Regions from separate parts of the Homo sapiens genome. Here region 1 is linked to region 2. The links are chromatin contacts, found by Hi-C or POLR2A ChIA-PET in ENCODE. All regions are on one chromosome and are shown on one strand. Each heading gives the region's core, a stretch centred on a gene start or an enhancer-like site at or near the end of the contact. The rest is flanking DNA. Distances are from core to core; before and after follow the strand shown.

Region 1 (5,998 bases), core at 1,704-4,203, 41 kb after region 2:
TTACATTCCAAGGAACCCATGGCTTGGGCGCCTGAGCCACTGGGGGCAGGGAAGAGTATGAAAGAGGCAGGGCTGGCGTGGGCAGATGGTGGCCTTGCCTGAGGTTCAGAGTGGTCAGGTCTGTAGGTCAGGGTGACCCTGGAGAGCTGGGATTTGGACCAGGTCAGGGGAAGTGTCCCCCAGATTGTGAATGGCTGGGGCGTGGCAGCCAGTCCACAGCTCCTGCTGCTGTTGGGAGGGGAGACCCCCACTCTGGGCTGGGGTGCAGCTCAGGGAGCCCCGGAGCTGACTGAGCCACTTCCTTGTGCCAGGCGGTGTCCATGTCCACCCCCAGGGCGAGATGTGGGCAACCAAGCCAAGAGAGGGGGCTGCCAAGGCCACAAGCTCATCCATGTGTCCATTTATCCATCTGTCCATTTATCCATCTGTCCATTTATCCATCTGTTTACAGAGTGTCTATTGCATGCCATGTGCTGCAGACTCTTTTTTGAGACAGAGTCTAGCTCTGTTACCCAGGCTGGAGTGTAGTGGCATGATCTCGGCTCAGTGCAACCTCCACCTCCCAGGTTCAAGCGATTCTCCTGCCTCAGCCTCCTGAGTAGCTGGGATTACAGGTGCCCACCACCATGCTCAGCTAATTTTTGCATTTTTAGTAGAGACAGGGTTTCGCCATGTTGGCCAGGCTGGTCTCGAACTCCTGACCTCAGGTGATCCACCTGCCTCGGCCTCCCAAAGTGCTGGGATCACAGGTGTGAGCCACTGCGCCCAGCCCCTGTGCTGTGGACTTAATGTGATAATGTGACTTGCATCTTACCGCCCAGGGCCTCTGCTCTTGCTGTTCTCTTGGCCTGGAACAATACCTACCAGACTCCAGGGCTGGCAGCTCCTCCTCACTTGGGGTCACCTCCTCCAAGAGGCCCCCTGCCCACTGCTGCCTGCCTGCCCTCTGTTCCTTTACTTGGGTATGTGCTGAACGCCTGGAAAAGAACCTAGTGCATTTCCTTCTTTGTCTGTTGTCTAACTCCCCCATTCAAATATCAGCTCCACGAAGGGAGGGTTTTGTCTCATCACTGCATGTCCCTACACACGGTATTTGGCACACAGTAAACACTCAATGAATGCTTGTTGAATGAATGAATGGACAAATGAACAAATGGAAGCTCTACTGGGGAAGCTCAGGGATGGAGACTGGCTCCTAACCCAGAGGGAGGGGATGTCCTGGGTAGCGCAGTCCTGGAAGATGCAGTCACTGGTAAACTGAAGCCTAAAGAAGCTCAGGCAGGCAGGTGAAGAAACCAGGGGGATGGTTTTGTTTCAAAACACCTTCCTCCAAGGGAGGAAGAGGTGAGCTACCTCCAAGGTTGCTCAGAGGTGGAAACTGTGATTAAAAATAAAAAAGGCGGCCAGGCATGGTGGCTCATGCCTGTAATCTCAGCACTTTGGGAGGCCAAGGTGGGCGGATCACCTGAGGTCAGGAGTTTGAGACCAGCCTGGGCAATATGGTGAAACCCCATCTCTACTAAAAATACAAAAAGTAGCCGGGTGTGGTGGTGCACACCTGTAGTCCCAGCTACTTGGGAGGCTGAGGTAGAAGAATCGCTTGAACCCGGGAGGTGGAGGTAGCAGAGAGCCGAGATAGCGCCACTGGACTTTAGCCTGGCGACAGAGCAAGACTCCATCTCAAAATAAATAAATAAACAAATAAGGCTAGAAGTGGTGGCTCACGCCTGTAATTCCAGCACTTTGGGAGGCCAAGACGGGAGGATCGCTTGAGGCCAAGGGTTCAAGACCAGCCTGGGCAATATAATGAGACCCTGGCTCTACAAAAACAAACAAAGCCTTTAATTCATTGCTACCATAAAAATCGAGACATTTCACTACATCCTGATGTCCCTGTCTCTCTTGAAGACTTGGAAGATTTGGCCATGTGGGCCAGCATTCTAGAGGCAAAGGTGGTCAGTCCTGTGTTCTCCACAGCCCCTATCAGGTCCTTGAGGTATGTGAGCTTCAAAGCCTTGTATTCACAGCATGACCCCCACTACCCCCACCTGCTGGGTGACCTTGGACAACCCTTTCTGAGTCTCAGCTGGTCCTTGGCAAAAAATGGGTTGGAGGCCAGGCATGGTGGCTTACGCCTGTAATCCCAGCACTTTAGGAGGCCAAGGCAGGAAGATCACTTGAGCCCAGGAGTTTGAGACCAGCCGGGGCAACACAGCGAGACCCTGTCTCTACTAAAAAAAATTTTTTTTTTTTGAGACTGAGTCTCGCTCAGTCACCCAGGCTGCCGTGCGGTGGCGTGATCTCAGCTCACTGCAAGCTCGCCTCCCGGGTTCACGCCATTCTCCTGCCTCAGCCTCCTGAGTAGCTGGGACTACAGGCACCCGCCACCACGTCCGGCTAATTAAAAAAAAAAATATTTTTTAATTGGCCAGTGGCCTGCACCTGTAGTCCCAGCTACTCAGGAGGCTGAGGCAGGAGGATTGCTTGAGGAGGAGGTTGAGGCTGCAATGAGACTTGATCATGCCACTGCACCCCAGCCTGGGTGACAGAGTGAGACCCTGTCTCTAAATGAATAAATAATTAGTTGGGCGTGGTGGCGCCCACTTGTAGTCCCAGCTACCCGGGAGGCTGAGGAAGGAGAATCGCTTGAGGCCAGGAGTTGGAGGCTGCAGTGACCCGTGATCGCATCACTGCACTCCAGCCTGGGCGACAAGAGACCCTGTCGCAAAAAAAAAAAAAAAAAAGAAAGAAAGAAAGAAAGAAAAAGGGTTGGAAGCGCACTGGGGGAAAAAGCTTGCCCACTCCGCTTTGGGAGCCTCCAGCAGGCTCCCGCTGTGCCAAAGGCACACACCCAGATGTCCGGTGGTCCACCCCTGCCCCGGCGGTCACGCCTGTCCCCTCCTCCAGCCCCAGCCTCGGGTCGGCTGAGAGATGACGCGTGGCCCGGCCCAGCCGGAGCGTTGGTCCCTAGAGCGCTAGCGCCCTCTGCTGGCCAAGGGCGGGCGTGCAGGCCCGAGCCAGAACGGGGAAGCCGGGCGCCAGGAGAGCGGGGAGGAGCTTCACTCTTCTGGTCGGTGAGATGGGGAAGAGCAATAGCGAATACATAAGCAGAATACACCGAAAGGAAAGGAAAGAACAATAGCGAAATAACATTTACGGAGGGGTGCTCCGTGCCGAGGACTGCAAGAAGCCCACACCATGTAAAACCACACGTAATCCTTAGAATAACCCGGCGAAATGGCAACGGAAACGCACAGAGAGGTTAAGGAGCCCTCCCGGGGCCACACAGCTGGTAGTGGAAACGGCTGACTCCTGGGCCTGCACTGGCATCCACCGAGGCGGAGAGAGGATGTGAAGGTGTCACCTCCGCTCATTCACTCATGCATGGCCTTCCAGCCAGCCATTCACCCATTCACAAGTATTCACTGAACACCTACTGTATGCCCAACATTGTGTGAGATGGCAGGAACACAGCCGTGAACACAATTGGCCTCATCCCTACCCTCTTGAAGCTGACATTTTAGTGGGGGTGGGAGGGGGCAGATAATAAACATGAATATATCATTAACAGCTGGGCCAGAGGCCAAAGGATAAACCTGTATGCGCTCGCTGATGTTACTCAGGCTCCTACCCCAACATGATTTTTTGCCGCATCTGAGCCCTACCTGTACTTTTACTTGACATTTGCTCCTAGATAATTGGTTTTTACTTAAGTGTATATATATATGTGTATATCTATATCTATATCTATATCTATGTATATGTTTATTTATTTATTGAGACAGAGTCTCGCCGTGTTGCCCAGGCTGGAGTGCAGTGGCACAATCACGGCCCACTGCAACCTCCACCTCTTGGGCTCAAGCGATCCTCCCACCTCAGCCTCCCGAGTAGCTGGGACTACAGGTGTGCAACACCATGCCCAGCTAATTTTTGTATTTTTTGTAGAGAGGGGGTTTTGCCGTGTTGCCCAGGCTGGTCTCAAACTCCTGGACTCAAGTGATCTGCCCACCTTGGCTTCCCAGAGTGCTGGGATTACAGGCATGAACCACTGTGCCAAGACAAAGTTGCTGGGTTTTTTTTGTTGTTTGTTTGTTTTTTGAGATGCAGTCTCACTCTGTCTCCCAGGCTGGAGTGCAGTGGCACAATCTCGGCTCACTGCAACCTCCGTCTTCCAGATTCAAGTGATTCTCCTGCCTCAGCCTCCCTAGTAGCTGGGATTACAGGCACGCACCACCATGGCCAGCTAATTTTTGTATTTTTAGTAGAGTCGGGGTTTCACCATGTTGGCCAGGCTGGTCTCAAACTCCTTGACCTCAAGTGATCTGCCCACCTGGGCCTCCCTAAGTGCTGGGATTACAGGCATGAGCCACCGTGCCCGCCTGCCGAAGGGTATTTTTAAAAGGGAATTTCGGCATGGTGAAACTCTGTCTCTACTAAAAATATAAAAATTAGCCGGGCATGGTGTTGCGCACCTGTAGTCCCAGCTACTTGGGAGGCTGAGGTGGGAGAATCGCTTGAACATGGGAGGCAGAGGCTGCAGTGAGCCGAGATCGCGCCACTGCACTCTGGCCTGGGCCACAGAGCGAGACTCCATCTCAAAAAAAAAAAAGGGGGGGTGGTGGGAAATCTCATATCACCACACCTACCCAACCAGTATCAGTTGTCACCTATCAGACAGCATCCTGGACTGAGGGTGAGGTATTGACATCACTGTTATATTAATCAATGTCCTTGGCATGCCACATCAGTTCCCCTGGTTCCTGGCAGGGGCACTAGAATCTCCCACTGGGAACCCCAAGATGAAGCCAGCCCCAGGGCCAGGCCTAGGGAATGAAGGTGCCATCAGCTTCTGAAGAAGGTGGGTGGCCTCTCCAGGATCCTCCAAGCCACTGTGGCCTGTGCTTTCTCTGGATTCTGCTGGTGACCCTGAAGAATCTGAGGCACAGGCCTTCCCTGGCCAATCAGAAAGCAGTGGCTTCCATCTTAGCTTCCTGCCCACCATGGACAACCCTGGGTCGTGGAACCCCCGTCTGCTCTCTTTCATGGCTGGCAATGGGTGTAAGGGGGACTTGCTCAGATCTGATTCTCAAAATTCCTGCCAGGGAAGGCCAGGCTTCTGAGCCAGTCCATCTGTTGCCCCCTGACCCAGCCACCCAGCTTCCCTGCATGCAGGGCAGAGGGAACAGGAGGCCCCACGGGGCCACTGGGACCCCTCCCTTGTCACTGCCAGTGGCCTCACAGGTCCATGTGACCCACCAAGAGAGGAAGGCCAGGCCCAGCCCTGAGGAGTGATTCATTCATTCAGTTTACACAGTCAGACTTTGTGCTGGACACTGTTTGTTGTTGTTGTTGTTTTGTTCTTTGAGACAGGGTCTCACTCTGTCACCCAGGCTGGAGTGCAATGGTGTGATCTTGGCTCCATGCAACCTCCGCCTCCCGAGTTCAAGTGATTCTCCTGCCTCAGCCTCCGGAGTAGCTGGTATTACAGGTGTGCACCACCACGCCTGGCTAATTTTTGTATTTTTAGTAGAGACGGGGTTTCACTATGTTGGCCAGGCTGGTCATGAACTCCTGGCTTCAGTGATCCTCCCACCTCACCTCCCAAAGTGTTGGGATTACGGACTTAAGCCACCGTGCCCGGCCTAGACACCATTTTTTATTTTATTTACTTATTTATTTATTATTATTATTATTATTATTATTTTGAGACAGAGTTTTGCTCTTGTCTCCCAGGCTGGAGTGCAATGGCGCGATCTCGGTTCACTGCAACATCCGCCTCCTGTGTCCAAGTCATTCTCCTGCCTCAGCCTCCTGAGTAGCTGGGATTACAGGCACCTACCACCACACCCAGCTAATTTTTTGTATTTTTAGTAGAGACAGGGTTTCACCATGATGATCAGGCTGGTCTTGAACTCCTGACCTCAAGTGATGCACCCGCCTCTGCCTCCCAAAGTGCTGGGATTATAGGCGTAAGCCACCACGCCAGGCCTATTATTAT
Region 2 (6,331 bases), core at 66-2,565:
TCGGGCAGGGCCCTGCTTTAAACAGTGAACAGAGTAGACAACCTGCCTGCCCTCATGGAGCCATCACTCCACCCAAGGAGATGGCACAATGAGCACACCGCACACTGGGCTGGAACAGGTGTCTCTGGAGGAGCCAGGCACAGGTGGGGGAGCCAGGCGCAGCTGGGGGAGTCAGGACATAGCGCGGGGGCTTTCCCTGTTGGAGGGGGTTGAGTACGGTGTCTCAGAAAGTGATGCCAGGGAGATCTGCAGGACGAATCGAAGGAAGCCATGTGGGTGTCTGCGGAGAGAGAGTTCCAGGCAGAGGGAACAGCCAGTGTGAAGGCCCTGAGGCAGGGGTGTGGTGGGCAGAGTCAAGGAGCAGGCAGGAGGCCAGTCGGGTGGGAGCAGAGTGGGCGAGGCCAGGAGGTGAGGCCAGCAAGGGGACGGGGCGGGCAGGTGGGGCAGGCAATGAGGAGGATGTGGCTTTTGCCTTGAGCCCCTGGAGGGTCCTGAGCAGAGGGGCTGCAGAGACATGGTCAAGTTCCAGGTGGGGTTAGGGCGAGAACTGACCTTCCAGGCAGACAGGCAGGGTCCCCCCACCTTGCCCCTGCCCTGAGATGAAGCGCCAGCCTTGGATCAGGACCCTGTCCAGAGGTGGGCCAGGGCTCTCAAGCCAGACTCGAGTCTGCACTGGGTAGGGACAGCTTCCCACGGCCAGCCTTCCCCGTGGAGGATTGCTTGCGGGGGAGGGGTCCCCTAAGTCTCTTCTCTTTCTCCCTCTCTTTCGTAACCATCAGCCTAGCCAGACCTTTGGTCAGGCCTGGTGGAGAGAGTGTTCTCTGTCATCATCTGGCCATGGGAAAGGTGAAGTAAAAGCCACCAGTGACGGAGAGAAGCAGCCTGTGGCCAGCCCAGCACCACCCTCACCCCACGCACCCGTAGGCTGAGTGCCTCATCCCTTGGCCATGGTCCCCCAACCTCCAACATAATCAGGCCCGTGGGAGCCTGGCCAGAACTGTGGCCAGTGACTCAGCAGGAATCACCCCAGACAGGAGCCAGAGCCCCGGTGTCCAGACCAGAAACCACCCCTGACCTGTTCGGCTGGGCAGGAACAGGGACAGAGCAGGCGGAAAAGCTCTCAGCCCAGGATAGCCGGGGGAGAGGGGCGTGGGAAGACCCCTGTCCAGATGCAGTTCGTGGCCACCCACCCTGATGGTGTCTGCTGAGGTCCAGATCGTAGTTTTAGGAGGGGGTTCGTGGCTGTTCTGCCCAATTCTGTTGAAGCCCTGAGCATCAGCCTGGCTTTGATGGGTTATACTGGGCTGTTGTGGTGTAGCTTGTCTATTCCATTGCATTGTTTCTGTTCTATTGTGTGTTCTGGTCTGTTCTAGAACCTACCAATCCTTTCTATTCTATTGTGTTTATTCATTCAGCAGATACTTACTGACCACCCCTGTGTGCCAGGCAGTCTTCCAGATGCTCGGGTCACAACTTTGTTTATTTATTTATTTATTTATTTATTTTGTGACGGAATCTCACTCACTCTGTTGCCTAGGCTGGAGTGCAGTGGCGCGATCTCGGCTCACTGCATGGAGTTACAACTTTGGATGAAATGAGACCTCTGCCCCAGGGCGTTCATGGGGAGACCAGCAACTGATAAATATCAGGTAGTGGTAAGAGCTGAGAACAGCAGCAGCAGCATCAAAGCAGAGAGCCACAGAAGGAGCGAGGCGCAGGCTGCGTTCACAGTGCGGGGAGCAGGGTCAGGAGCAGCCGCAGCCTCACTGGCAAGATGACAGTCTTTTTTTTTTTTTTTTTTTTTGAGATGGAGTCTCACTCTGTCACCCAGGCTGCAGTGCAGTGTTGCAATCTCGGCTCACTGCAACCTCTGCCTCCCGAGTTCAAGTGATTCTCCTGCTTCAGCCTCCGGAGTAGCTGGGATTACAGGTGCGTGCCACCACACCCGGTTAATTTTTGTATTTTTAGTAGAGATGGGGTTTCACCATGTTGGCCAGGCTGGTCTTGAACTCCTGACCTTAAGTGATCCACCCGCCTCGGCCTCCCAAAGTGCTGGGATTACAGATGTGAGCCACCGCAGCCAGCCAAGATGACAGTCTTGAGCAGAGTCGGGAAGGAGCTGAGGGAGGGAGGCACACAGATATCAAGGGGTCAAGAAAAGCATTCTAGGCAGAGAGAACAGCAAGTACAAAGGCCTGAGGCTGGAATGTGCCTAGTGTGTTCCAGGACTGGCCAGGAGGCCAGTGTGGCAGCCAAGGGGAGCAGTAGGGAAGATGGGGTGTGTGGGGACATGGCTTGGAGGAGGTTAAAGCCAGGTGGGAGAGAGCAAGAGGGACAGAGCTCTCCACGGTCCTCCTGGGGTGTGGGGCCAGCTGGATGGCCTTGGATAGGGGGTACGCGTGTGAGTGTGTGTCTGTGATGTGGACAGATGCATGTGGGTCCGCGTGTGGTGTTGTGCATCCCTGTGTGTCTGTGTGCGCCCATCCATGCACCTGCATTATGTGTCTCTGATTCAGGCAGTTAGTGCTTCTGTATTTGTAGGTGCCTGTGGGTATCTGCAGTGTATTGTGGGTGTGTGTTGTGTGTCTGGAATTTGGTGTGACTGTATAGGAGCAGGTCTGTGTGTGTCACGTCTTTTTTTGGCAGGTGCCTGGACGTGTGTGTGGAGTGTTGTTTGTCTGCCATGTATTTTGTGCATGTGTGGGGGTGTGTGTGTGCATTAGTCTATGTTCCTGTGATTGTGGCATGGTGACAAGTTTTGGGGTTCCTGGGGGTGCAAAGGCATGGGAAGGAGCCTTCCTGCAGACCCACCCCAGGCCAGCAGCAGCCCCTCCCCATGGCAGCAGATACACACTCACTCTGATGCCCCGGGAGGAGGCTGGGCAAGCAGCCCCAGAGCAGCAGGCAGCATCAGGTGGAGAATGAGGGTGGGAGCTCAGTTCAGCCACCTTTTCTAGGCATTTCAGGGCCTGTCAGAAGCTCCCATGGAAGATGTGGAGGTTGGGGAGCAGTAGACATTCACAGGCCTGGGAATGGGGGTGCTTGAGTATCTGGGGCACCCACGGGAAACTCTGGCCTCCTTGGGCTTAATGGGTGGAGCCGGGTTTTTGCACACACGTGGTGGGGGCGACTACATGTACTGAGCTCATGCCAGAGTATGAGAGGAGACAGTGCCCGACGTATGCACAGATGAACACATGTATGGAAGGATAAGTATGTGTTCAAGGGTGGACACATGTGAACACAGACACTTGTATGTAGGGACAAACATTTGCGTGCAGGGACAGACACACACATCCAAATAGACACACAGGTGCAGGAGCAGACACTTATGTACACAAATGGATGTGAGTGTACATGGATAGACACACATGATTGTCCTTTGTGGGCCCCAGAACCTCTCCTGCACACACTTGCACACACATGCACACTGACTCACATGCACTCACGTGTGTGCAGGGCCTGGTCTACCATGCACACCATGCATATAGGGTCCCTATGCATACAGAAAATCCCCAAATGGGCCTGGCATGGTGGCTCATGCCTGTAATCCCAGTGCTTTGGGAGGCCAAGGCGGGTGGATCACCTGAGGTCAGGAGTTGGAGACCAGCCTTGCCAATGTGGTGAAAACTCATCTCTACTAAAAATACAAAAATTAAGCTAGGTGTGGTGGCAGGTGCCTGTAATCCCAGCTACTCCGGAGGCTGAGGCAGGAGAATTGCTTGAACCCGAGAGGTGGAGATTGCAGTGAGCCGAGATGACGCCATTGCACTCCAGCCTTGGTGACGGAGCAAGACTCTGTCTCTCCCCCAAAAAAAGAAAGTCCCCAAATGTAATGTGTGCCTCTCATCCTCAGTATCAGGAGAGTGCTGAGAGCACACACGGCTGACATTCTCTGTGTGGGGAGCCAGCACATGGCCCTGGGAGCCAGGCCTGGCTGCCTTTTGGCCTTTGTGATCGGGTCCTGTACTGTGCGCTTTACTTTCTGTGCCTTGGTCTCCTCATTTCTTAGCGAGGACTGAAGCTGTTAACCCATGCCAAGTGCTTGGCTTTACATCAAATAGTAAAAGTTACTCTTACTCCTGTCTGGTGCCAGCCTAGGCTCATATTACAGACAAGAGGCCTGGGGCAGTGGCTCATGCCTATAATCCCAGCACTTTGGGAGGCCAAAGCGAGAGGGTCACTTGAGCCCAGGAGTTCAAAACTAGCCTGGGCAACATAGCAAGACCCCATTTCTACAAAAAATTTTTTAAAAAAATTAGCCGGGCATGGTGGTGTGTGCCTGTAGTCTCAGCTATTCGGGAGGCTGAGGTGGGAGTATCACTTGAGCCTGGGAGGTTGAGGCTGTAATGAGCTATGGTCATGCCACTGCACTCCGGTCTGGGCAACAGAGGGAGATCCTGTTTCAAAACAAACAAACAAACAAAACTGGGCCCAGAAAGAGTAAGGTCCTTGCCTGGGACCGCACAGCCAGAAAATGGCAGATTCAAGATTCAAGTACCCTGAAAGTCTTCTGTGCCCAGAAATACACACACAGGGCCCACACATCCACTTGGAAGGATACCCAGGACTGTGCATGCACTTACAGCCAGGACCGTGGCCACAGAAAGGCCCTGGGGTCAGCAGAGGCTGGAATGGTCAGTGGGAATGTTCCCTCCCAGCCAGGGCTTGCAAATTCCAGAACCTCCAGTGATAGCTTTCGGGAGCCTAGATTCTTCCTACTCTAACCTCTGCCTAAAATTCCATTTCTTCTTCTTTTCCTTGCTTTAAGCAAGGGTCAGATGATTCCAATGCCTGCAGATGCTAGGCAGGTACTTAAATAAGTTAAGGGTGAAGCAATAGGGGTTGGTGGAGACTGTGATGGGTGTGATTCATTGCCACGTAGGAAAGCCGGCCCGCTGCTGTGGGAAAACGGGAAGTCAGAATTGTAATAGAATTTTTTTTTTTAAAGTGACTGAGTCTTGCTCTGTCACCAGGCTGGAGTACAGTAGTGAGATCATAGTCCACTGCAGGCTGGAATTCCTGGGCTCAAAGGATCCTCCCCTCTCAGCCTCCTGAGTAGCTGAGTAGGTGCAAGCCACCACGCCCAGCTAATTTTTGCATTTTTAGTAGAGACAGGGTTTCACCATGTTGGCCAGGCTGATCTCCAACTCCTGGCCTCAAGTGATCTGCCCACCTCAGCCTCCCAAAGTGCTGGGATTACAGAAGTGAGCCACTGTGTCCGGCCCACACCTGGCTATTAAATTTTTTTTTTTTTTTTTTTTTTTTTTAGAGCCAGAGTCTCTCCATGTTGCCCTGGCTGGTTTTGAACTCCTGCGCTCAAGCGATCCTCCTGCCTCAGCCTCCCACAGTGCTGGGATTATAGGTGTGAGCCCCTGCTCCCAGGCTGATTTTGTGGGCAAGAAATTCCAGTTGTTTCTAACTCTGTGGGGGTCAAACAAGTCTCCTCTGTCCCTCTGTGGGTCTGGTTGGTCCGAGCACCCCCCGTTTGTAGTCTCTGCCTGTTCACTGAGGCCAGAGGCTGGGTGCTTGCTGTGTGCCCTAGGGAAGGGCCTGGGCTTCTCTGTGTTCAATTTCCTCATGGCCAGACCCTGGGGAGGACACACATGGTAGAGAGCTGAGACTCTCCAGGGGAGAGCCAGACCTGGACAGCAGAGGAAGGACCGTCATGCCTGAAAAAGTCATTTCTCTCCTCATCCCTACTCTGCCCGTCTCCTGCTATCCGCAGGGAACTTAATGGAGAAAACACCCTGCCAGTGCCTGTTTTCCTTTCCATCCTGCGGTGGGTGCCAGCTCCAGATGAGTGACTCAGGGCTTCCCATGGCAGCAGATAAACACTCGCTCTGATGCCCCGGGAGGAGGCCGGGCAAGCAGCCCCAGAGCAGCAGGCAGCATCAGGTGGAGAATGAGGGTGGGGGCTCAGCTCAGCCACCTTTTCTAGGCCTTTCAGGGCCTGTCAGAAGCTCCCATGGAAGATGTGGAGGTTGGGGAGCAGTAGACATTCACAGGCCTGGGAATGGGGGTGCTTGAGTATCTGGGGCACCCACGGGAAACTCTGGCCTCCTTAGGCTTAATGGGTGGAGCCGGGTGGATAGAGGGGTAGGGTGTCAGAATTGGCTTAAGAATTTCAGAGTGGGCCGGGCATTGTGGCTCACGCCTGTAATCCCAGCACTTTGGGAGGCTGAGGCAGGTGGATCACGAGGCCAGGAGATCGAGACCATCCTGGCTAACACGGTGAAACCCCGTCTGTACTAAAAATACAAAAAATTAGCCAGGCATGCTGGCAAGCGCCTGTAGTCCCAGCTAATCGGGAGGCTGAGGCAGGAGAATG

The links. Hi-C counts contacts between places; a loop is a spot of excess contacts on that map. ChIA-PET counts read pairs that join two places held with the same protein, here RNA polymerase II (POLR2A). Pooled maps may share reads with other maps.
Region 1: a map of endothelial cell of umbilical vein shows a loop between it and region 2 (2.2-fold over the local background). The contact joins the enhancer-like site here to the promoter of SCREEM1 in region 2. A Hi-C loop is called at or near these places in 3 of 168 maps with a recorded cell type or tissue (Caco-2, PC-9 and endothelial cell of umbilical vein), 1 of 37 single-sample maps with no recorded cell type and 6 of 50 pooled maps. POLR2A ChIA-PET finds 5 or more read pairs at or near these places in 12 of 52 experiments (A549, A673, B cell and 9 more).

The regions. Positions count from the first base shown.
Region 1 is chr20:50,068,463-50,074,460 of GRCh38, forward strand. No RefSeq gene overlaps it. Among named protein-coding and RNA genes, the nearest start is that of TRERNA1, 30 kb to the left of the region's middle. RefSeq lists a silencer at 2,858-3,097 and enhancers at 4,594-5,103, 5,104-5,613. Within about 2 kb of position 2,954, at least 3 of the 41 ENCODE cell types and tissues checked have a DNase peak (open chromatin) inside an H3K27ac peak, as active enhancers do.
Region 2 is chr20:50,029,162-50,035,492 of GRCh38, forward strand. It overlaps SCREEM1 (SNAI1 cis-regulatory eRNA expressed in monocytes 1), which reads right to left and starts at 1,316. Exons shown (of 3, transcript XR_936829.1): 1 at 1,191-1,316; 2 at 553-831; 3 at 1-280. RefSeq lists an enhancer at 694-1,531.